Regions from separate parts of the Homo sapiens genome. Here all the other regions are linked to region 1. A link is a loop called in an ENCODE intact Hi-C map of the cell type or tissue named here. Cell type or tissue: PC-3. All regions are shown on one strand. Region 1 overlaps PPP1R1C (protein phosphatase 1 regulatory inhibitor subunit 1C). Region 2 has its middle 110 kb from the start of NEUROD1. Region 3 has its middle 65 kb from the start of DNAJC10. Region 4 has its middle 32 kb from the start of PPP1R1C. Region 5 has its middle 63 kb from the start of NEUROD1. Region 6 overlaps CERKL (CERK like autophagy regulator).

Evidence for each region. A loop is a pair of places that touch in the nucleus more often than their neighbours do. Peaks named below come from ENCODE experiments on the same cell type or tissue, not always from the same donor. Only the 100,000 strongest peaks of a DNase experiment are listed, where the experiment ranks them.
Region 2: it touches region 1 in a loop (4-fold over the local background); 2 of 110 quality-filtered maps call a loop at or near these places.
Region 3: it touches region 1 in a loop (5-fold over the local background); 6 of 110 quality-filtered maps call a loop at or near these places.
Region 4: a loop joins it to region 1, with 5 times the contacts of the local background. A loop is called at or near these places in 19 of 110 quality-filtered maps.
Region 5: it touches region 1 in a loop (10-fold over the local background); 93 of 110 quality-filtered maps call a loop at or near these places.
Region 6: a loop joins it to region 1, with 6 times the contacts of the local background. A loop is called at or near these places in 14 of 110 quality-filtered maps.

Annotation. Positions count from the first base shown.
Region 1 is chr2:182,075,493-182,079,492 of GRCh38, reverse strand. All of the region lies in intron 4 of PPP1R1C (protein phosphatase 1 regulatory inhibitor subunit 1C), which reads right to left. Among named protein-coding and RNA genes, the nearest start is that of PPP1R1C, 92 kb to the right of the region's middle. In PC-3, a CTCF peak has its summit at 1,654 (motif pointing right); a DNase peak (open chromatin) is centred at 1,692; H3K4me3 peaks cover 1,096 bases; H3K27ac peaks cover 2,250 bases.
Region 2 is chr2:181,783,519-181,787,518 of GRCh38, reverse strand. No RefSeq gene overlaps it. Among named protein-coding and RNA genes, the nearest start is that of NEUROD1, 110 kb to the right of the region's middle. In PC-3, no CTCF peak of the experiment used is centred here; a DNase peak (open chromatin) is centred at 1,598; H3K4me3 peaks cover 382 bases; H3K27ac peaks cover 3,227 bases.
Region 3 is chr2:182,648,933-182,652,932 of GRCh38, reverse strand. It overlaps a transcript of PDE1A not described here. Among named protein-coding and RNA genes, the nearest start is that of DNAJC10, 65 kb to the left of the region's middle. RefSeq lists an enhancer at 1-1,082. In PC-3, CTCF peaks have their summits at 1,987 (motif pointing right) and 3,452 (motif pointing right); no DNase peak of the experiment used is centred here; H3K4me3 peaks cover 316 bases.
Region 4 is chr2:181,951,931-181,955,930 of GRCh38, reverse strand. It overlaps a transcript of PPP1R1C not described here. Among named protein-coding and RNA genes, the nearest start is that of PPP1R1C, 32 kb to the left of the region's middle. RefSeq lists an enhancer at 120-1,319. In PC-3, a CTCF peak has its summit at 1,505 (motif pointing right); DNase peaks (open chromatin) are centred at 770 and 1,490; H3K4me3 peaks cover 1,195 bases; H3K27ac peaks cover 1,286 bases.
Region 5 is chr2:181,741,021-181,745,020 of GRCh38, reverse strand. No RefSeq gene overlaps it. Among named protein-coding and RNA genes, the nearest start is that of NEUROD1, 63 kb to the right of the region's middle. In PC-3, a CTCF peak has its summit at 2,010 (motif pointing left); DNase peaks (open chromatin) are centred at 2,010 and 3,060; H3K4me3 peaks cover 409 bases; H3K27ac peaks cover 2,781 bases.
Region 6 is chr2:181,570,982-181,574,981 of GRCh38, reverse strand. CERKL (CERK like autophagy regulator) reads left to right here. Exons shown (of 13, transcript NM_201548.5): 3 at 1,098-1,229. Among named protein-coding and RNA genes, the nearest start is that of CERKL, 84 kb to the left of the region's middle. In PC-3, CTCF peaks have their summits at 1,647 (motif pointing left) and 3,723; a DNase peak (open chromatin) is centred at 1,641.

The DNA.
Region 1 (4,000 bases):
TTCAGATTTTTGCACTTAGCCACTGCTTATACTTCCTCTATTATTTTTTATTACCTGATAATAAAGAATGACCTAACCTGTGTATAGGGAACAAGACACAGCGCAGCATTACCTGAAGGCAAACTGTTGTTCAGAATACGTAAGACATTAGGCTCAAACCATTTTTCCTTATCTAGCTATTAGATTATAAAACCATTGTTTACTGTCTTGTCAAAACCTAATATACTAAAATAAACACATCTGCTATGTAAGTAGCAATAGAGAGCTATCAGAGACGTGAATTTATTTGTAATAATCTATGACAACCTCTACAACTCATTATCTAAATCCTCTTCATCAGAATATAGTGTTTACATAGCTTCTTTTATAGCCTGATTTAATGGTTTCTGGAACCTACAATTCTGTAGAGTCAACTATATTTCTGATCTTGTCTCCATATCAAAAAATAAATAGAATTTGATTGCAGATTGTGTAACTATGGAAAAGTCACATCACATTAACTTCTTTAAATAAAAACTATGTATTTTATATGATTGACTGTATGTTGCCTGGCCATACTTTCAGAATGTTTGGAAGGGAAATGATTTCTCTTTGACATTCTCTGTGTCATTCTGTTGGTTGGGGCAGAAACCCAGATTTCTCAGGAGTAGTGTTTACTACAATTAAAACACACCTGCTACATATTGGGCACTATACATATATTACTTTATTTTTCACTCACATGACTCTCTGAGGTTATCTTCAAATTATAGATGTGAACAAGAAAGAGTATAAAGGTTAAATAACTGGAAGAAGACGACACAGATTTGAATTGTCAGAGCTGGGATTCAAGCCCACGTTTCTCCTACTCCAGTTCTCCTTCTTTCTGCTATTTTTTCCCGTACCAAATGAAGGTGGTTATCAATATCAGAAAGATGAGATACATAGGATTTTAACTAGTCAGTCTGAAGAAGATGTTCATTTCTTTACATCTTTCATTTGCCACTCCTTCATATGGAGTAAAGGTACCTTAAGGACCCCTATGAATAATAATCTGCCTTATGAAGGAATAGAGCTGTTAATGTGGGGCTGATAGACTCATGAAGCTCACTTTGGTTACGGTTGTCCTGAAAAAAATACCTGCCTACTCTATCTAGAGCCTGCTTTTTACTGCAAAAAGTAAGACACGACAGGAATACATATGCTTGGATGATTAAAGACAGATGGTGAGTAAGGTGGCTCACAATTTAATAATCATAAAAATAAGAAGACTTTCTGTTGCTTATTCCCTTAGTTTAACCCCATTTCATACCAAAAATGACATATTTTTCTCCTAAGGGGCTCAGGTTCTTTTCACCCAGGCTGGAGTGCAGTGGCACGGTCTCAGCTCACTGCAGCCTCTGCCACCCGGGCTCAAGCGATTCTCCTGCCTCAGACTCCGGAGTAGCTGGGACAACAGGTGTGCGCCACACACCCGGCTAATTTTTTTGCATTTTCAAGTAGAGATAGGGGTTTTACCATGTTAGCCAGACTGGTCTCAAACTCCTGATCTCAAGCCGTCCTCCTTGGCCTCCCAAAGGGTTGGCATTACAGGCGTGAGCCACCACGCCCGGCAAGGGTTCCACTTCTTAAACATTATTTTCTACTTGTACTTTTTAAACTTTGTGAACCAGCAGAGGGAGCTGTAGGGTCATAAGCACTGTGTTCTTTTTAAAATGATCTAATAAGCACTGAGTGTGAAGTGCTTCTGTTTCATTGCCAATGAAGAAAATACTGAGTCAACCCTCCTTGCCTATGTAGTGTTTATTCAAGGGATAAAAACTCTCCTAGGAGGCTCTACTGGCCAATTATCAGGGGTAGAACAGAACATTATTTATACAGCACACACTGCAGTGGCTCCATGGGATCTGCTCTGGTCTATTGAGTAATTACATAATTACGTGAAAAAATATATTTATCTCAGAGATCAGAAGAGATTAAAATGCCTGTCTGAAAAGCTAAGGATGCTGATATAGATGCAAAGAATTCTTTGGTTTGGCCTTATAAGTAAAACATGGGACATGTGGTGATTCAACAATTAATTAATCTTAATAAAATGAAATAAAGCTTTGACATTGCCAGTGAGGCCCTGTGATATTTTTCAAAACATTTATATGTTAATTAAAGTCGATTCACATAAAAATTAAGACGATCAGGCGTTTCTCCTTTTTATCATGGTTCAGCTCTCACAAAATGTATCTTAATCCAAAAAAAGTAAGTTTATGACATTTTATGTTACTTTAAAACAAACAGTTTAATGTAGCAATGTTTACATATCTGAAACTTGAAACCTATTTTGCCATTCTTTGAGGTTCTTTGAGGTCATAAAAGAGAGTTTTCGTTTTCATTTACACAAATGAGTATTCACGTAGTAATTTTCTAAAAATTTGAAGGTAGACTAGAAGTTTTCATTATGTCTAGGACACATTTGTATGCCCAAGTAACTGTAAAAAATTAATTAATAATAATCAAATGACACTGCCTACCATCTTCTAAGAAAGGCCCAAAGAAAAACTAATTCCATTATTATTTTTACAAAGTTTAGGATGAGTAAGACTGGTACAAAGGAGTATACAGGGATCAACATCAGATAGGCTAAGAATCTTTGGCAAACAACACTCTTCCATATTTCTTCGTGGTAGGATTTACAGATGTGTTATTTAAAATCCAATTAAGTTTGTTAATAGTAGAAAAATTAAAATGTTGAAGAAAATAGCATAAGCAAGATACTACAGCCATACATAATTGAGAAAGATTAATAGAAAAGTATTTTGAAGAAAATTATTGTAAAAGTACTAATTAACTTATTGCACAAAGAGGGAATTACATCAAGGAATAATGGTAGAGTTAGGAGGTTTGGGGTGGGGGGGTTCTGATTGACTTCATTAACCATCAGGACTTAAAGCATAAATGAGTGCAGTGTATGAAATCACAGATCCAATGCTCTTTCCCTCCATTCTCCTGATTTTTACATATATTATTTCTTCAATAACATCAAAGGCAGGAACAAGTACTTCTTGCTTGCATTTTTAAAAAAGATGAACAGACAGTAGGAGAGGATTTCTCTTTTGGTCCCTTTTTTCTATTATAGAAGTTCATACAAAAAAAAAAAATTAGTCGGGCGTGGTAGCGGGCACCTGTAGTCCCAGCTACTCAGGAGGCTGAGGCAGGAGAATGGCGTGAACCTGGGAGGCAGAGCTTGCAGTGAGCCAGGAGACAAAGCGAGACTCCGTCTCAAAAAAAAAAAAAAAAAAAAAAAAAAAAAAAAAAAAAAAAAGAAAAGAAAAAAAAAAGTTCAAAATCCTTGATTTATAGATAACTTTAGAGATATTAAGAACTGTTCTAAAAGATCCAGACTAATTCCTACAATCACAGAGTAAACTTTTTCAAGGCAAAAATCAACATAATAAGCTGTGGGACTAAATGTAAAACTTAAAGATAAAATAATACATTATAAGCATATACTAAAAAAAGCATTTAAACTACTTTAATTTTTTTATTTTTGCCACACAAAAATATGTTTTGAGACCTATTTTTACATAATGTGAGCATTATCATCCAGTGACAATTTTTGATACATAAAATATATTTTTTCACAGAAGTACTGTAAGTTGAGGCAAAGCTTATCATCTCAAGATTATCAATTGAAACCCAAAAGGAAACTCCAAAATTTGAAGTGAGATGCTCAGACTTCATAGTTTAACCTGAAATGGACATAGAGTAGTGCATAGAGTTAATTGTCAACAAGAATTTAAAAATGCTTTTGAAAAGTGGGATTCAAACCACTTTCCTGCCTTTTAAAATATGCATTACAATAGAAATAGTGTAATTATTTTCTTAGTGACTGAATCATTGTTTTGATCATCTTTGTCCTACGCAGTGATGGTGTGTAAATTTTATGTGTTTCTGCCTCTGCTCATCAGGCAGCCTGCTCTCATATCTCCTGCAGCCATCTTGTGCCTTACTTCTACTTCCTACTTCC
Region 2 (4,000 bases), 290 kb after region 1:
ACAGGCCTGGGCAGGAGCACAGAGGAGACTTGCATACCTATGTCCAAATATTTAAATGTTATAAATCAAGCTACCTAATTTCCTGGAATATGTCTCATCCTCTACCTTGACAAATCTCTCTTCATAATGACTTGAAGGACAGTTGAAATTTAGAATTCTCCACCCCCTCCTCTCTCTCCTGCCGACACCCACAGCCTTCTTTTTCCATGCTCACTCTCTCTGTCTCATATGAGGAAGGGCCTTGCTCACCATGTGTGGATATCCCAGGTCATGCTTCCAAGCTCCACACACACTCCCACAGAAAACAGTCACCTTTTGCTGCACTTTGAGCCCCCAGAGTTGCACACTGGCATGTGTTAGCCTCAGAATGAAGGGCCTTAGAAGTCCTTCTAAGCAGAAGAGTCTTGAGTCCTTGGTACCTAGAGCATGGTCTAGAAAAGGGGAAGTAAACCCAATGGATTTCACACCCCATGGAGAGCAGCATGGCTGGAGGAAGGTTGAAGCAAGCACCTTTGCCCAGTTCTGAGAGCAGGAATGCCTGTAGGGTACCGTTTTCCCAAATGATTACCTCAAAAGTGTGAGCAACAACAGAATCAACAGGGAAATGGAAGAAAGAGATCAGAAGAAACTGTAAGGATTCTATCAGAGATCACGAGATCCCTGAGGAACTCTCAGAAATAGCTGGGGTAAAACTTTGAGAGGAGCTTATTTCAAGCAAATAGACCATTGGAAGGTTCACTCCAAAATTATGATTTGAAAATTAAGGGTTGCACCTTTGGAATATGGATGACCTAGGAGCAGCTTATATTGCATCATTCTTTCCTTACAATGCATTCTCTAGGTAGGAGAAAACAGGCTTCAAGGTAATGAGACTCATTTACAATCACATTTCCACAGCACAGCAGAGTGAGCATTCCGATTTCTAGTCCAGTGCACTTCTGTGTCAAAAATGTACTGAGAAAAGCAGCCAGAGGAGGTCAAGAAAGTTTAGGTCAGGTCTGTTAATGAGAATTCAGCCCAGCACCTTGCTCATGCCTGGACACACGAAAAAATTCTCATTCCACTGATTTCCCTTCACAAACCTTCCTACCTGGCTGATTTTTGCTGTTGAGTTAATTGACTTCCTGCTTGTTGAGGATGGTTTTTTTTATTTTTTATTTTTTAATAGTCTTTCTATTCCCTTTGCCTTATTTCCTACATTGGTGTATTTCTTAATGCTAACTATAATGGAGTTCTACTTTGAGTTAACATCATTATCCCACTTCCCCAGTATGCAGTTACTGACCTTATTTAGAAACTCCTTGCCTCAATCTCGTGACTTGGGAATTTTTCTGGCCATTTTTAATGCTTCTTTCTTATACTGTGTGACTAATCTTATACCCCTAGACATCTACTACACATATACTTTGCATTTTCAATGAAATTTTAAAAGGAGTCAAGAACATACATAACCTATTGAGCACCTAAATTGTGCTTGACACCTTTATCTTCATAGCAATCCTCCATGATAAAAACAATAAAGCAGAGATAGCATTCTACCTGGAGGGGTGAGGAAACTGGCAGAACTGCTTAAGGCCAGTAATGGTGAAGCTAGGATTTCAGCCTCAGTCTGACTCATTCCATGTCCTTTTTATTAGGCTAGGCTCCTCCTGTGTTTTGTAATACAGTAATTTATTGAGCATGTTTTTTCTGGAAGAAATAAATCATTATTTATAGTTATTACTCTCTGACCCATAAAGTGTGGTTGTCCTGAAAATGTTAGAGCTAAAAAGAGTATTAGAACGAATGTCTAGTCTGATACACTTCTTTTATGATCCAGGAAAGAGGAGCTTAGAGACATTGAATGATTTGCTGAAGATCTTGCAGTCAGTTGTATATAACCTTAGACCCTTGTTCTCTGAACTCTTATTCCAGTTTGTTTGTTGGTTTCCACAAACATTTTTAGGGGCCTATATGAACCCAATTTGCCAATCCTGAAAATTTAAATGTATAATGTTCTCTGTATCACCATTTTTTAACCTTCCCATTTCAATAATAAAACCCAATATTCTCTAAATGACAGTTTTATAACTTGGAATTACAAGTCCACAACTAAAATTTAGAAACTGAAAAAGTATATACAGATATAGTGTTTCCTTTTAAAATGTAAATGAAAAGTTATTAGTATTTTGTTATCAGAAGACTGATAAAGTCTAGGATATTTTTAAAGGTACAGTACTTGGGTTTTAAAAGAAAACCTTTACTCCATTACTATTCCATTAATAACTATATAATTGTCCTATGAATAAATTACTGAAATGAATTATGGTACCTGCTGTGATTTATAAAACAAAAGATAAAGTGTGGCAAAATTTACTTAACTTCAATGATGGGAAGTAATTGCCGGTAATACACTCAAATAGAACACCTGCCTCCCAGTAATACACTCAAATAGAACAGCTTATGAACCATAGATCAGAAGGCTAACATGTACAGGATCAAAATGAAAGTACTAGGTTAAAGTAGTGAATTGACATTCATTCGTAGTTAAATCTTGATTCTCAAGCATGCTGCTGTTTCTACCACATCATTATCAGACAATAATTGTCACGTCAAAGAAAATGGGTGGGGTGGGAGGGTTGCGAGGGAAAAGGCTCTATCCTTGCCATTCCTGGGGGTGATTATGCCATAAGGAATTTCATAACAAACTAAAAGGATTAAGGTTAAAAGAAAAACAGCTCATCAAAAAAAATTATATGTGTGGGACCACACACATTTTCAAAGCAGTATCTGGCTTATTATTCAGTGTTGCTCAGGCATAATGTTAGGATTCTTACATGCCGGGAGCCAGAAAACTCAAAGGTTAAATCAACAGCCAGCTGCTATAGCTTAATCATGTGCCTGGTAACAGGAGCAGTAGGATAGATGTTAAGGAGTTTCACTACCTACCCACCTACCTAATCACTTATCTCTGTATCTATCATTATACTTGCTTTACACTGTGTGTAAATGTATGAACAGCCCCACATTCCAATATTTACTCAGTTTACTTTGGGAATAATCATAAAACAATTATGCTATTATAAGACTGCTTACATTTTTAAAAATTTGGTTAAGTCAACAAATCCTCAAAACAATTCTTTTCATGAATATACCATATTTTTTTCCTTTTTGAAAACACAATTATTCTCTCTTGGGAAGGTAGCAAAACATTTCATTCTATGGATATGTGTGAGATTTTCTGGTGATATTAATGACCAAATGTAATTGTAGAACTCTTTATTTTATAAGAATAGCATAGCGCCCTGACACAATATACCTAGTTATATGGCCTGAAGTTTTAGAGAAGTCACTACCCTAACATATCACTGATTTGAATTAATTATAGGCAGAGAAGGGAATCTCAGCATAGTGTACAATATGAACTAGAAGAAAGTAAATGTATAGCCTTTTAATATTCTGGGAAAATATACACGTTAGATGATAACATAGCCTTGGCCTCCCATCAAAAAAAGTCTGTGACCTGCTTGTCCACAGCTACTCTCACCTCTCTTTAACTTCCCTGCTGTTACAGGGGAGGAAAGGATTCCCCCTCCTATCTAAGCCCAAATTCCTCCATGTGTCTTGTGAATCCCATCTGTGATCACCTTCTATATAGACTTTGCACTATTATCTCTACTCTCCCCCTCACTGTATCCTCAAACTCATTTCCTCTCATTAACTCTCCCCCTTAACATTCCCTTTCAACAGCATTTAAACTTGCCTAAGTCTTTTTCATCTTAACACACACACAACCCTCCTGTCCTGCTCTCCTTCACAGCCAAACTTTGCAAGGCTTGCTATCTTGAATTTCTTTCTTCCTTTTACAAAATGTATTAAAATATTTCAAATATGTATATACTTCTTAACCTACTTCAATCTGAATACCACTCTGCCTAAACTACTCTTGTTTAAGTCACCAGTGACCTTTGTGTTGCTAACACCAATGGCCAGTTTCAATCTGGATCTTATCTGACATCTT
Region 3 (4,000 bases), 570 kb before region 1:
CATAACATGGTAAGAACAAAACAACTAAGAACTCAGAATCAGCTGAAGGTTTGGGTGACTCCATTAGACAAGCAACCTATATCAGCAAAAGAGGGACTGAGCAACCTGATGGACAAAAGGGAGAGAGAAATTACAAAGTGTAATAGAGAAGTGAAATATGAATATGAATTATGATTTGGGTACCAGTTGCAGCATTTGTAGTTTCTACCTGTAACTGTTGTATATGAAGCTTTTTGAAGAGGCCACCACCTTGAACACTCAGTGATGAATTGCATTTAATATAGGGTACAAGTGGGTCTCAATGGTACCAGGGGTGGACTGCGTCAAGAGGATGTGCCCCACCTCACATCCTGTGAGCTATACCTTTTTATCCGGCTGTGGCTGGGGAGGATAGTTCCATGCATGTTTTGACTCATTTTGCAGTGACGACATCTTGCCTCAGATCTCTATTGTATGTCTTTGATCTCAGGCCTAGGGTTCCTCTGACGCTGAGGATGAAGGAGGTGTAAAATAGGCAGTTGAAATAGGGATCCAGATCGTAGGAGGTCGATCTAGAGAGGTAAGTGTGTTTCTAGACTGCAGAAGGAATCTAAAGACCTGGGAGGGAAAAATTTCTCTAGGGAGAATTTCAGCAGTGAAATTAGACAGGTCATAGGGAAGAGTCCCAAAGAATATTTAAAACACTTATAGTCAAGGGACAGGTAATATATATGTGAGGAGAAAACATTGGCAAAGAAGCTTGAAGAGCAGTCTGCAATAATACTGGGAGAATGCTTCATGTTTTTATTCAAGGATGACCTAACTTGGCTGAACTCTCCATTTTATGTGAAAAACAGAAAACATACCTTATATGCATTGCTATTTATGATCTATACAGCCCTCCTATAAATTTTTACAATTGATACATTAAAAATACATAATAAGCTCAGCTGTCAATATTATCCCATTTTAGAGCTAAGTATGTTGGATCCCTGACTTCCTTGATAAATAGTGGAGTGCTAGATGTAAAAGCAAAGCCTATCTTTTGTTAAACTGCAGATTCCAAGTTTGCAGCTTTAGGCTTCACATATTCCTATTAGGCCTGCCATCACAGCCTTGTGATGATCTGTATGTCTTAAGTGGGGCGAAGACATTTCTAGCTATGCCTTTATTTTAATCAGTGTATGTTAATGCACCTATGTGTAAAAGCGTTTATTAGTTACCCAAATGCGTTGTATAAATTTTAGGTAGAAGCCTCAAATGTTAGATTAACAAATATTGTTTCCCTTTTGGTAACTTATGGACTGAAATGAATGTATAAGTTTTTAAAAAGTGCACACAAAAGATGAAATAGTCATACTGATATTAGAATTCCTTTGAATAAATTTGTATGTGTAGGACATAGAAAGTAGAATACAAATTAACACATTTTCAATACAAATCTTTAATATTTTTGTCTGTTCTAACTATGTAGATAGGTAATGTTCAAAGAGATTTCTCTTGGGAGGAAAAAGATCATACTAAATTTTGTAAAGAGATACATTTTTGTAGCAGCAATAGTCAAATTTTTCACATTTCTCAATTTCAATGACTGCAGCCAGAAATGATCAAATTATCTACCCCCCTAATTTGGCATTAAAAATACAAGGCCAGGTGTGGTGGCTCATACCTGTAATCCTAGCACTTTGGGAGGCCAAGGCGGGTGGACCACTTGAGGTCAGGAGTTCAAGACCAGGCTGGCCAACATGGTGAACCCCTATCTCTACTAAAAATACAAAAATTGGCTGGGTGTGATGGCAGGTGCCTGTAATCCCAGCTACTCAGGAGTCTGAGGCAGGGGAATTGCCTGAACCTGGGAGGCAGAGGTTGCAGTGAGTAAAGATCATGCCATTGCACTCCAGTCTGGGCAACAAGAGCGAAACTCCATCTGGAAAAAAACAAAACAAAACAAAACAAAAACCCAAAAAACAAAACACAAATAAGACTCTAGAGGGCACTCTACTCCTATTGTTTTTCAAGAAGCCTTTTTAAATGTAACATGAAGGCAGATATTTAAAAGTCATTGTGAATACTTCCAAGAAGGTTAGAATTCTTACGCAAGATCTTGAATATCAGTTGTCAGCATGGAGCAGTGGGATTTTCCTGTTCTCTTTCAAGTGTTTTCAGTTGGGATGGTTTAAGTTCTTTAATGCCGAGGATACAATTAATTTCTCAAGAGAGTATACTTACGTTAAAAAAGTTAGAGTTACAATATGTATAGGTATAATTGTTATCCCTACATTACTTTATGACATTTTACTTAATTACCTTGTATAACTGTTATTACTACTACTGTCATTTTTATCATTATTGTAGACATGAAATCAGAATTTTGAGATGCTTTCTGGGGAATAAGGTTATCAAAGTGTTTTGATTCAAGTAGCCTGGTTCTTCCCTATTTCCATGCACATGAAATGTATATAGGAGGGCCTCATTCCTAGGTTATAGTAGGTGCTAACTGAATGTTCCTTAAGTCTGAATCTGAAGTTAAAAAAATAACTTTTAATGTTATTGAATACATCACACTACATATTTGTATCTGTGCTCTCTGCTCTGGGCCATTCATGTTAAAACCTGGTCTCCTGGGATTTTATTTAGCCCAGAGACCAGTTTTGCTTGTTAGTAGGTTTTTAAAAATCTGAGTTAGACTGCATTTCAGTGATTGCATTCTAAATACTAAACAATACTTGCGTTTTCCCATAGTCTGAGACCCTGTGCCCTTATACATTTCCTCATCTACCTGGCACCTAAAGCCATGTGTGTTTTAAACCTATGGATAGATCTAGGATCTTTTTGCTGGCAGCAGATGTCTCTCTCTCTCTTTTTTGGAGAGAGAGTCTCGCTCTATCACCTAGGCTGGAGTACGATCACACCTAGATATGATCACAGCTCACTGCAGCCTCAAACTCCTGGGCTCAAGTGATCCTCTTATCTCAACCTTCCGAGTAGCTGAGACTACAAGCATGAGCTACCATGTCTGGCTAATTTAAAAAAAAATTTTTTTGTAGGCCGGGCACAGTGGCTCACACCTGTAATCCCAGCACTTTGGGAGGCTGAGGTGGATGGATCACAAGGTCAGGAGTTTAAGACCAGCCTGGCCAAGATGGTGAAACCCTGTTTCTACTAAAAATACAAAAATTAGCCGGACGTGGTGGCAGGCGCCTGTAATCCCAGCTACTTGGGAGGCTGAGGCAAATAATTGCCTAAACCTGGGAGGCAGAGGTTGCAGTGAACTGAGATTGCGCCCCTGCAATCAAGCCTGGGTGAAAAAGCGAGACTCCATCTCAATTTTTTTTTTTTTTTTTTTGTATAGAGTGGGGTCTTGGTATATTGCCCAGGCTGGTCTCGAACTGCTGGGCTCAAGAGACCCTCCCACCTTGGCCTCCCAAAGTGCTGGAATTACAATTGTCAGCCACTGCTCCCGGCCAGTAGATGTCTCTCTTGAACATCATTTCATGATTGAACAAGGTTTACCTGCCCCCTGAAAAAACCTCTTTAGCTTCCTGCGTCTCTCTATGTTCTACGGCTGGGACTTTATTCCTATTTGTAGGCTCAACTTTCCTACCTCTGACCAAGGGGAACTGAAGTGTTAGGAATAGCTCATGTTGCTTTTCCTATTCTGATTTTGGTTTCTGTGCTAATAACTTATGTTGCACAAAGCTGCTACCACATACCCTGTCGCCAGGCAGTGGGTACCAAGATTGTTTTTAATATGTCTGAATCTTATCTTGGTAATCTCTCAGCTATCCAGTTTCTTCTCAACTAACTCACATCTCATTTTCTTCTTTCTATGCCTGAAGATGATAGTTTCAGATGTATTCTAGGCCACCAGAGGGGCCTGCTACCTGCTGCCACTTACACACACCTCACAATTTTTCCATTCTACATTCCCATTGCTGTGTTTCCCCACCCACTTGTAGGGACACCTCTTGTTTGACTGTCCTGATATGAGCACTTGCTCTGGTACCCTTTACCTAGTAGC
Region 4 (4,000 bases), 120 kb after region 1:
ACAACTTAATAAAAAAGAAACTGTAACACAAAATGAGATTAATAAAATTTAAAAAGTATATAATATTAAAACATGCATAGACAAAAGACTAGACCAAAGCACACCAACATTTCAATGGCGCTTATCTCTGTGTGCTAGAATTGAAGATCATTTTATTTACTTCTTAATAATCAAGAAAAGTGTTATTTATGAAAAAGATAGTGTATAAGCTCCTCCCACTAATTTAAATTTCCCCCAAAAAAGGGCTTAGTAGACAAATGTTACTTTAGAATGGACAAGTTTTGAAAATATATTATTATCAAGGCTTGTATGAATTGAGGTGGAGACATTTACTTTGATCTCTTTGAATTACCACATATTGCCTAGAAAACACTCTAAAATAGAAAGCCTCACAGACTGTAATGGAACAGTTTTTGTTGGTAGTGATGAGATAAAACAATCAGACATTTTAGTAACACTATTTCCTTGATTGACAAAAATCAAAAGGGAAACGATAATTACATTTAAACACACGCACATGGCCTTTCCCTGGTGGAAAAAAAAATTGTATTTGTGCTGGTCTCCCTTAAGTAATTTTTCAATGGTCCTCTTTCAAGTTATAAATGTCAACCAATTTGAAAGCATGGTAAAGAGGAAAGAAATATGTAAACAAATTTCATAGGAAAAGTACAGCTGATGAAAACAGGAATCTAATCAAGGGAGTTTTCAAATATCAAGTTTCCATCACATTGAAAGGTATTTGTTGTGACTCAGAAGGATGATTTATTTCAGATTTGGCATTTCCTGTGAGTCACACTTTTCATCTGGCCATCTTAGAATATTTTATAAACACGAACCTCAATAACATCTGTATTATTCTCTTTGTTTTATAAATGGAATAATAAGTCATCAAAGAGCTTATAAAGCTGACAGAGGTCACCTAGGATGAGACTGATTTTTGTATCAGCACCTTTCCCTGAGACAGCCCTCAATTAGGATTTGAGAACTCCACAGCTCCTGTCCTAGCCATTTCGAAACATGGAACCCATGTTTTTAACTTTTAAAAATATTTATGTATGGAGACATGCCTAGGGAAAAAAAATCTCTCTTTAAACACATACATACTGATACATATCACCTATCTATTCATATAGATACGAAGATATCATAGAAAGAGTTCATAACCAGTAAAATGGCAATAAAATGTTAACTGCCAGAGCCCAGCTCCTGATCATGGAAGTCTGTTTCTGTTTAGGCAGCCAAAAATATAATGGGGAAGTCTGTAGGAAATAGAAATGTTTAGAATTTTTTCCTAACCTTTTGTCAGTTGTGATGATTCTGACGTCTCTTAACTCTTGATCAGATATCAGAGGTTTCTGAAGTTTCTTGGTTCGTGGCTCTCCAAGGTCTCGGTACATTTTTCACTGTGTCCTTAGGCCAAAAGGAGTACCTAGCAGTTCAAAGTATAAAGTAACCGTCAGGTAGGAACTTAACAAGAGTAATTGGCATGATGTCCGACAGATGGCGCTGTGCTTTCCCTCGAAAATTTAAATTACTTCGCGGTGCTCTTAGACTTCACTGCTGGAGGGGGTCGGGGGAATGTATGTGGAGGTCGGGGTGGTGGGGTGGGGTGTGTGTGTGTGCGCGCGCGCGGGGTGTGTGTGTGTGTGTGTGTGTGTGTGTGTGTGGCGGGAGGCGGTTAGCGGGTAGTGGGGCGCGGGGGGAGGGGTCCCTGCCTGGCCACCTGAATTCAGTTTGTAAACCACAGCTGTAGATCACACATACATTAGGTGAAGTTTGCAGAAGAACTGGGCTTGGTAGAATTTGAAAACGGATGAAAGACATTCCATGGAGGTGCCTTTCTCTCATTTGAGAAACACCAGAAAGTTATCTGGTTCTAATAAAAAAGTCTATTGGTGTCCTTTAAATCTAATTACTATGGTGCTTGCCCCAATGAAGAGGGAAAAGAGCTGTCTCTTCTACTCACACATAGGAAGCCTTTGTCAAGCTTTAGCTATCTCCCTTCAGACAAAAGCCTCCAAAATTACAAAACCACTAAGTTGTTTTGTTTGACTTAATCTTTTCCTGTTTTGTTGTCTATGAATCCTTCTCCAACCCACACAGTCTTAAAGATAACAATATGAATAAAATTCATTTCTGCTTGCATCTGAATCACACCAAAAGAAATACACAGATTTTTGTACATACAGTAACTTTGTCTGGGACAGTCAGACTTATAAGAATAAATGAAATTTGTTTCCTGGAACATTGAAGAGATACCCAGAAGAAATAGGCAGTCTTCTGACCAACAGGTACTAAACTTTGCTAGTAAATCTGTGTGCTTGCCAGTTGGATGAGAGCAGTTGCATGTATTAGGATGCTCTGGACAGAAGAAATAATGGTTTTAAATGAATCTGCTGGTGAGAAGTTATAAGAGTAGAATCCTTATTTTTATTGGTTTGAAGTTACAAGAATAGAATCCTCGTTTTTGTGTGTTTGTTTGTTTTTGAGAGAGCCTCTCACCCTGTCACCCAGCCTGGAGTACAGTGGTGCGATCACAGCTCACTTCCGCCTTGACCTCCCAGGCTCAAGCAATCCCTCAAGCAATCCTCATGCCTCAGCCACCTGAGTAGCTGGGACTACAGGTGGGCAACACCACGCCTAGCTAAATTTTTAATTTTTTTGTAAAGACGGGGTCTTGCTATATTGACCAGGATGGTTTCAAATTCCTGGCCCCAAGCAATCCTCCTACCCCAGCCTCCCAAAGTGCTGGGATTACAAGCATGAGCCATCACACCTGGCAAGAGTAGAATCCTTTAAATTGCAGGTATTGATTTGCTGTGGAACTCTTTCTCCTGCAGGCAACTCCATGAGGCATGTATTTGGGAGAAGAACAGCAGGAATTTATTATTTATTTATTTATTTATTTATTTATTTATTTATTTATTATCAGTGATTAGTCTCCTAAGCCATACCAGGAATGCCAGAGAGTTTCTAATGAGAGTAAAAGACTTTGCTCAGAGATAAGTGCTTTTTTTCCAGAACTATAAGTGGAGTGTCTGCTAAGTGCCAGGCACTGTCTAGGTTAAGGGGAGGATCAGGGGCCATGTTAGGGGCTGAACTAGGATGACTCTTGCTGTCACTGAACTTAGCCTGGTGGTTAAGAACAACAGAGATTTTTACATCTCAGAGGAAACAAAGATATCAGGGAAATTCGCTTTACTCTCTTACCTTAATTTACTCTTTTTAAATGAGAGGGTTGGAATACATGATCTCTAAGCCCTAGTGCTCTGATTCTAGCACCATACAAAGTTCACTTCAAAGTCAGTGAAAGAGTTGCAGCAACATAAATAGACCTCAGGGTATAAACACTATGTAATCCAAAGGGAAAATAAAGATGACAGACTACATGTTTTAAAATAAACTCACTGTGGTTTTTAATTCTCATTTCCAACCTTGAGTTTTATGAGTATTGATTTCCTAAGAAAAGAAAGCCTACAACTGCTACCTTCCTTAAGTACCTTTATATTCATTTTAAATAAGGCCATTAAAAATTTCAGGCCTAGTATATATAACTTTCAGTTTAAATGTTCTCTTACCCTCACTTAAAGGACCTTTTTATGTAACTAAAATGTAAAGGTTTAATTTTGGACACATACAAAATTAAGCTTGACATCTACTGAGCATTTATAAGAATACCTTTTTTTGCTGTAAAGTCCTTCAAACAGTGATATAACATGTCATTGACAACACAATGGGGTGGGCAAACTGAGGAACAGAGACATGACATTTGTAATTTGCTTAAGGTCACACAGTTATTTTATAATTGTGTATCATATTCATCTTATTTTATTTATCCTCCACTGTGGTACTATGGAGTAATTTTTTTGCTCTACAGACAAGGAAATTGAGTTTCAGAAATAGTATATTCTTATAGTAGTAATGGATTTGAAACTAGGTCCACCTCTCTAAAAAATTCTTGCAGTTTTTCCCTATACCAAGTGAGATGTTAGCACATAAT
Region 5 (4,000 bases), 330 kb after region 1:
TAATGGCTAGCTTTAGCTCAGGGAGTTACTAATGCTCATAATTTGACTGAAAATCTGTGACTTTTACCTCATTAAGATATTATAGTAGGCCAGGCGCAGTGGTTCACACCTGTAATCCCAGGCCTTTGGGAGGCCGAGTGGGGTGGATCACCTAAGGTCAAGAGTTCAAGACCAGCCTGGCCAACATGGAGAAAACCCCATCTTTACTAAAAATACAAAAAATTAGCCAGGCGTGGTGGCAGGCACCTGTAATTTCAGCTACTCAGGAGGCTGAGGCAGGAGAATCGCTTGAACCCAGGAGGTGGAGGTTGCAGTGAGCCAAGGTTGCACCATTGCACTCCAGCCTGGGCAACAAGAGTGAGATTCCATCTCAAAAAAAAAAATTAAAAAAAAACCACACACACACATACACACACACATATATGTAATAGTAAATTCTGTATGTGACTTTTAAATTTTATGATTTTCCTTCGGGGATTTTTATTCTTTTTACCTCTTACCTCTGCAATCCTCTGCCCTGCTCACAGACCAGCATTCTGAAGAGATTGAGTTTTGAAATAACTGAAAGAAATTGATTAGAGAGCAAGTGTGTAGTTTTTACATAGCATTCAATGGCCAATTAACATGCCTTCTACCCACTCACTAAACAATCTTGGGCATGTTAATTCTCCATCGTGGGTCTCTCTGGTTCTTTAAAAAATGAGAATAACAACATTGACTTGTTTTGAAGAGGAAACAGCTAACACAGCCATAAAGATTACAGTTCATCAGTGAGCCTGTGGAAGGCTAATCTCTAATATCAGTCAGTGTGCGATATTCACCTGGTTGTTTCGTTTGGGGAAAACTTCTGGAAACAAAATAGTACCCATTAAGAAATACAGGTTTTTCCCTTCCACAGTTGCCAAAGTTTGTTTATTCTGGGGGTTGTTTGTTATACTTATTTTTTTCCTTTTCTAATTGTTTAAGGTGTTTTGGAAATAAGATCATTATCCTCATGGGCATCTGCTGGGTAGAGTACCCTTGAAGGTCAAGATTTTTGCACGATTCATCAAAGGAAATAATGAGGCAGTAAGTAAATTTAAAGTCCAGACTCAGGTTCTTTGTGGGGGGAAAAAAATGGCAACTACACACTTGCTCTCTAATCACTTTCCTTCGGTTGTTTCAAAACTCAGTCTCTCCAGAATGCTGGTCTGTGAGCAGGGCAGAGGGTTGTAGAGAGAAGAGGTAGAAAGAAAAAAAATCAGTTGAAAGATAATATTTTTGGAAAATTATTACTAACTTTAAGATTGGACACTTTTTAAAGGCATCGTTACAAAGTTATACAAATATATCAAAAAATCTGATTATTATAAATATCATAACCAGTTTTGACAAAAATGAGTCATAAAATGAGAATGTTTCCCTTTCCCTACAGGTTTGACTGGCCATGGTAATTAATTTTAACATCTGTTAAGGTCACTTGCTTTGTAAAATGACAAATTATCAAATAGCAGGGCCATAAAAGAAAAGTGACAATTGCATGTACATTGTGCACCACATGGCCCAGTTCAGTACCAATATAGAGAACACCACAGGCTTGGTAAACAATAGGGATAATATGGCCTGTGTTAAAAAGAGAAGATTTCTATCAAGTAGTGAAAGTACAAAGTCATATGATAAGTTTTGGCCTCACAAAGATGAGGCTAATATCATTAGCCATTTATTGCAAAGGAACAAAATTTTTTCAAATTAAACTCATGATGGATTTTAATCACTTGGCTAATGTTAGTAAATGATTATGCCTCAAGCCATTACGATAATGATCATTATTAGCAAGAGTCTGTTTTCACAATGTTTATAATGCTTAAAATTAATCCAGAAGTCAAGAGTCATTAAATCATTTCACCTGCAGCAGAATTTAAAAGTCGCACATATTTCACATAATTGCAATTTAAAAACAAAAGCTATGAAGGCAGTGGAAAAATACACAAGAAAATCAAGCTATTAACTACAGTGCCACCAAGCGACCAACCTCAAAATTCCACGTATAATCAAAAGGGCAAACATACGAAGGAAAATAATTACATGCAGAAAAGAGACCACAGCAAGAACCTCAGATGGATGCTGATTATGGACCTCAATGAATCTCAGAACTCTAAAAGGTCAACTTTTAACTATCTAGAATTAACCGTTTTGATCTAGGAAACTTCAGGGATCATCAGTGGATCACCAGAGAGCTTGCAAATTGCTGAATTTGAAACACAGATGGAGATAAGTCCTTTAAAACAGTAGCTAGATTTTCAAATGTAAGAAAAAAATGTATGTTTGAGTGGTATGAAAGAGTTGACCATTCCGGACGACATGGTATGGTCTTCAAATACAAAGAATAAAGTGTGAACAAAAGAGAAGATTATAATAGAAAACATTTAACTATATCCCGTAGAATCTTTCCTAGTTGTCAGGTTTAAAGTCTACAAAATGTTGGAATCAGACCAGATGATTTCTAAAGTCACTTACCAGGCCAGAAATCCTATGGCAAAGATCATTGAAGTCATGTGACCCCACAAATTTTATGCAAAACATGGACATATGTGCTTGTAGAGTATGAGATTGTACTCTAATAGTTGAACTGATAACACACCTCAATTGAAGTAAAACACTAAAAGATGTTAAAGAAAAATAGAAAAAAAATTTAATCTTATAAATCCAGACAAAAAATAATTTGGAAATAACTCTTACCAGTAATGTTTGAATCATTTATTTATTCATTTATTCATCAAGTATATCTTGAGTTCTAACTATGTTGCAGGCATATGGGCTAAGTTCTAGGGATAACAACATACCATAGGAACTGTTTTCCAAGATGAGAAGATATCATTAATAAAAATAACTCAGAATTTATCATGTGAGGCTAAAAATATATGGGTTGAAAAAGGGTAAGAAGTTAGACTGGCTTCCAAGGTATATATAGATTCATTATAGTCTATAGACAAAAATATCTGACCCCACCCTTATGAGCTATCCCTGGAAATACTGTCTTCATTCTTAGGTCAAGCATCATGAAACTGACAACCAACCAGCCAATAAAAATGACTAAGGGAGTGACGAGTCTGAATTACTAACAGGAGAAACTTAGGAGCTAAATATAAACCATTTTACTGTATAGACTGACCAAACCAGGTCTAAAAATAGAAAACTAACATGGGGGTTGATATTGTTTTCCATTGCACAAGGAGATAATCATGGGAGTGGGCAGTAAGATAGAGTTTGGAAGAGGAAACTTCAGATAATTTCAGAAAAAATACATCCTGTCAGAGAAAATTATCCCATTAATACAATCACTAGGGAGCAATGTTAGAAATTCCATTTGTTGATGGGTTGGGAACCCACTAACTGAAGCTCTAGGGCATGTGTTTTTATTATCCCAGGAGTAGAATGGGCTGCTGGTGCCTCTCAGTCTCTGATTTACACTCTGCAAATGCTCAGGGCAGGAGTGGAAAATCATCAAGGAAAATCAAGTGCGTTCTCTGTGGAATACGGAAACGGATTATGGCATGTTTCAAAGTTACAAACTATTCAATTAAGTCATTTCCCCCTTCACTTGTTGCTTCTCTCCTATTGGTTCCAATGAAGGAGCCAAACAGGCCCAACACTCTACTTTCCTGAGGAGAGAACTGGAGTCCAGTCCTAATGCCAACTAAAAGTAATAACGAGAAATTTTTTTTTCTAAAGATTGTCCACATTTGCCATGCAAAACAGCTCAAATTTCTGGTTCTCTTTCTCCTGTCCTGAAATAAACAAACATGCAAAAATGTCACCTGGGCAAGGTGAGTTAGTCCAAGAGTGTTCAGTGTATCTGATTGCTGCTGACTTGTCTACACCCTCACAGTCCCTTACAATGACCTCTAGGAAATAAGAACACGTCCTGATTTTGTTGGACAGGTGCAACACTCAATCAGCTCATACTTGGCTGTAGACTGACCATGCCAGAGAGGGCCAGCCATTGTCTTCTGTTGTATTT
Region 6 (4,000 bases), 500 kb after region 1:
AAAGGGCCCTAGGCAGTTTCACCAGGAATGTTTAAGGAGTTTATCATGACCCTATCTCTTCCTCGTCTAAAACTCTCCCTAAAATCAAAACAGTATGTCCTGTTGAAATACTTTATTGTATCAAATATAATGAGAAGTAAAATATTCTCTCTACTTGATGTATGAAACACTGACTTCTTGTAGTGGACAATTTTCACTTGTCTTTTTAGTAATGGTTTTTATTAAAAATAGATGTTAATAACTGCTTGTTTAATCTTTAAACGTGGCCCTCTGAGAGCAGCTTACCGTAAAAGAAACGGTTGTCAGCTTTCTTTTTGCTCCTCAGTCCCTCCTGCCCCTTCCTAACAACAGAAAATTTGCTTTGCACCTGCTCCAACTGGGTTCGAAGAGATAAGCATCTTGCAAGCCCAGAAAATTGTAGTATCAAATCTCAGCCCCAACTGTGAGGCAGCACTATCATTGAATCCCTGCTGAGAGGCGTTGCTTTCCCAATTCCCAAAAGAGTTCTTTCTCCCCTGGCCCCTTTTCAGGCTTGAACTCTGACCGAAACCCTCTTTTTAACTCCCAGCATGCACTGCACTTGGTACTGACACTGACCCATCCCTGCTTCCTCTGTTCTGCACTGGACTCATCAGTAGGTCAGGCGTTGGTAGCCCTGGGGTCACTGGGGTGCCCAATTCCAATAATGAGCACATTTAGCTAAGGAGAGGAAATGTACCCTTCTATTTGTTACAGTCCATTGCTTTTTTTCCAGAAACAAATGCTAAAAGAACATTTGATATATTGTGGTTTGGTAAATACACATAGCACTGCCTAATATTCACAAAGTTGCCTCTTTTTTTTGCATCTTCCTTCATAAATTAAATATATTGTTCTAACTCATGATTTATTTTAAGAGGGATATACCTATTTCACAGCTAGGAAAATGTTTTCAAATAAAGTTATATTCAGAATACTCTTGCAAGAATTTCAAATAAAAATAGCAAATACTATTTAAATGCATATAACATTCTAACAGACTTGTGTGTCATTTTAAAGGGAAAGAAAAAAAATGATGACAAGGACTTTACAACTTTGTCTTTAAAATTTCTTCTTAGGCTTTCCAAACAGACCGAAGTCATTAAAAATACTCCTTAACCCCCAAAGTCACAAAAAAGAAGCTACCCAGGTTTATTATGAGAAGGTTGAACCTCTGTTGAAGCTTGCAGGAATAAAAACTGATGTAACAAGTAAGTAATTTTCAGAATATAATTTCACCATCTACAAAAACATACAAAAGCAAAATAATCTGAATTTGTCCTTAATGCAAACTTGGGAAACTACTTGTAATATCTATAGCATTTTTACGTCTTCATAACCTACTGCAGCCAGCTCGAGGGTTATAATTTAATTATTTTTGTTATTTTTATTAGAATATTAATATTTTCTCTTTAGAATTTTTTCAGATATTTTTTCAGACTTAAACAATTGTTAGATATAATTACAAAGGAAGCTGTATACTTGTTTACATCTTCATGGAGATGTTTGCTACTTACACGTTAATTTTGCAGTTAGGCAAGAAATTGATTTTTTGCTCACTTATATAGTTGATGTCTTTCCATGGAATTCTTCCTTGGGTTGTTTTCGTTCTGACTCTGACCCCTGGTGGTTAGGTCAAAACTAAGCACTGAACTGCTGGTTTTATTAATAGATGAATTTAGAGATGCTAGAAGCTTAAATTTGTTGTCTAAACTAAGAAATGTACTTAGGTTTGTGCCAAGGAAAATAGAAACTTGTTAATGCTAAACTTAATAGATGATTAGTAATATCCTTTTTGATTTTTTTAATTTGGTAGTCACATTTCTTTGTTTCTTTGAGACTTATTTTCGTATGGTGGGGAACTGAGTAGAAGAGTCGATGCTATGGAGAATCGCAACCTTCCTAGCTTTATTTCTATGTGGCTTCGCTAACAGTGGAAATTTGCAATAAATTTTAATTGATGAAAAGTATTATAAAATAAGCCTACTCAGGGGACAAGCCCAGAGTGCAATTGGAACTTCCTAGTCCCAGTTATAGATTCCTAGGGAAGGGATTCACAGTGATGTGGCTTTACTCAGCTGTAAACAAAGGAGATAAGTTTCAAGATGTTAATAATATCATTGAAACCTACACCTAGTGATCTGATGGATTGAGGTAGAAGAAAGTTCAAAAAAAAAAAAAAAGCAAGTTTTGTAGGAAGGTCAGCCCCCATGAAATGTGCCTATAACTATAGAGGTTCGAGAGAAACTACCATGAAAAACTCAAGAGGAATTTTTGAATTAAAATAAAGTTATAGTGAAGAAGTTAACCTTTATGTTTGTGACCTTCGGCTTATTTAGAGGTGATTTACAAGTAAAAGAGAAAATTCAGATTTATGTTTTCTTTCTACTGAAGATTTCCAAAGATTGGCTGAAGGAAAAGTTTGAGATTTGTATTAGGGTGAGACAATTAAAAGTTGAATAAACATATTGGCATACTCAATGACTATTTTGTTCATTGCTTTTACATGTGAATACTACAAAGCAGCTTAACATGGATATTGCTATATAGCATTCACTTCAGGAATCTCATTGTATGCTTGCTCTGTGTTCAACATAGTGCAGGATGCGAGATGAATAAGCTATCATACTTGGATGACTTTCTACATTATTAGAGATTCAAAAAAATGCTTAAAACCATTATAACTGGGGTATACATAAAAGAACTTTGATGTCTCAGAGGTGATATTTTGATCGGAAGATTCAAGAAAAGCATTTGAACTAGGCAGTTTTTAAGAGGCAGACAAAAAATGAGGGAAGGAAGTCAGGCTAACAGGCATGTACTGTAAAAGTTGGGAGGGGGGGCGGAGAGAGAGAGTGTGTGTATGTGAGAGAGTCCATGTGTGTTACACCCATACATCTGGAGAGTTTGTGCCATAACTTTGCTCTACTTTCCTCAGTTTTTACATTATCTGAAATCTTACTCTATCATCATAAAATAGCTGCCAGTGAATTTCATCCTTTCTTATTAATATCCAGTGGGATGGGGAGAGGTGTGCATATGTGTGCAAGAGAGACCCAACATGCTTTAATCCTGAAGATGAATTAAAATTTCCTTTTTTAAGTTTGGGCACAGATACTGTATTAGCGCAGTCAATCTGGAATAATCATTTATTTAACCATCAAGACTCTTCCCAGGGGCTGAGGACAGATCCCCTTTTCCTGATGACTGAAATGCCTCAGCTGAATCTGGATTCTGTTAGGGAGAAGAAAGGGCAAAATGACTTCTAGGAAGGCTCTCAACAATGTATACTACAGGAGGTATAATTCCAGGTTATGGATGGATCCTTAAGCTGCACTCAGCAGTTTACTCATCGTGTATTGATCCACAGTTGGTGTAAATTTTTTTTTATCATACTGTTGCAATCTGGTTTGGCAAAGATGACTCCACCAGCAGAATTAAAATTAAAAAGGAAGAGAGAAAAAGAGATTGGAGACAAGAAAACTGATATACAAGGCCTGAACTAAGGCAGAGGAAATCATCTAAATGTGCTTTCCTTCTTAATTGTATTGGAGACAAAACTATTATGTTCTAGGATTTTTTTCTCTAAATTTGTAAATATTACTAAGTACCATATTTAAACATAAAACAATAGAATATTCCGTAAAGCAAATTTAGAATTTACTTACATTTGTGCAGAATGGCTAATTATTAGCTGCCTAACACTCCTCCTACAGGCAAATTTATAAAATTACATCATTTGCTTATAAAACCATTTTAGTATGCATATTGGCTCAATATTTATGAAAAATATTTCTTGAATAAACCTGTGAATATTTGAAAAGTTTTAGTCTTCCTGCCTATCTTACAGTGTTATTTTTGTAGTTGAAATAATATATTTGAAACTTTGTATATTATACTACAGAAAGGTGGTCATAATACTGTTAGTTTCAGTTTCAAAAATTATGTCATAGTAAGATCGAATTCGTACTTTATTTGAAAG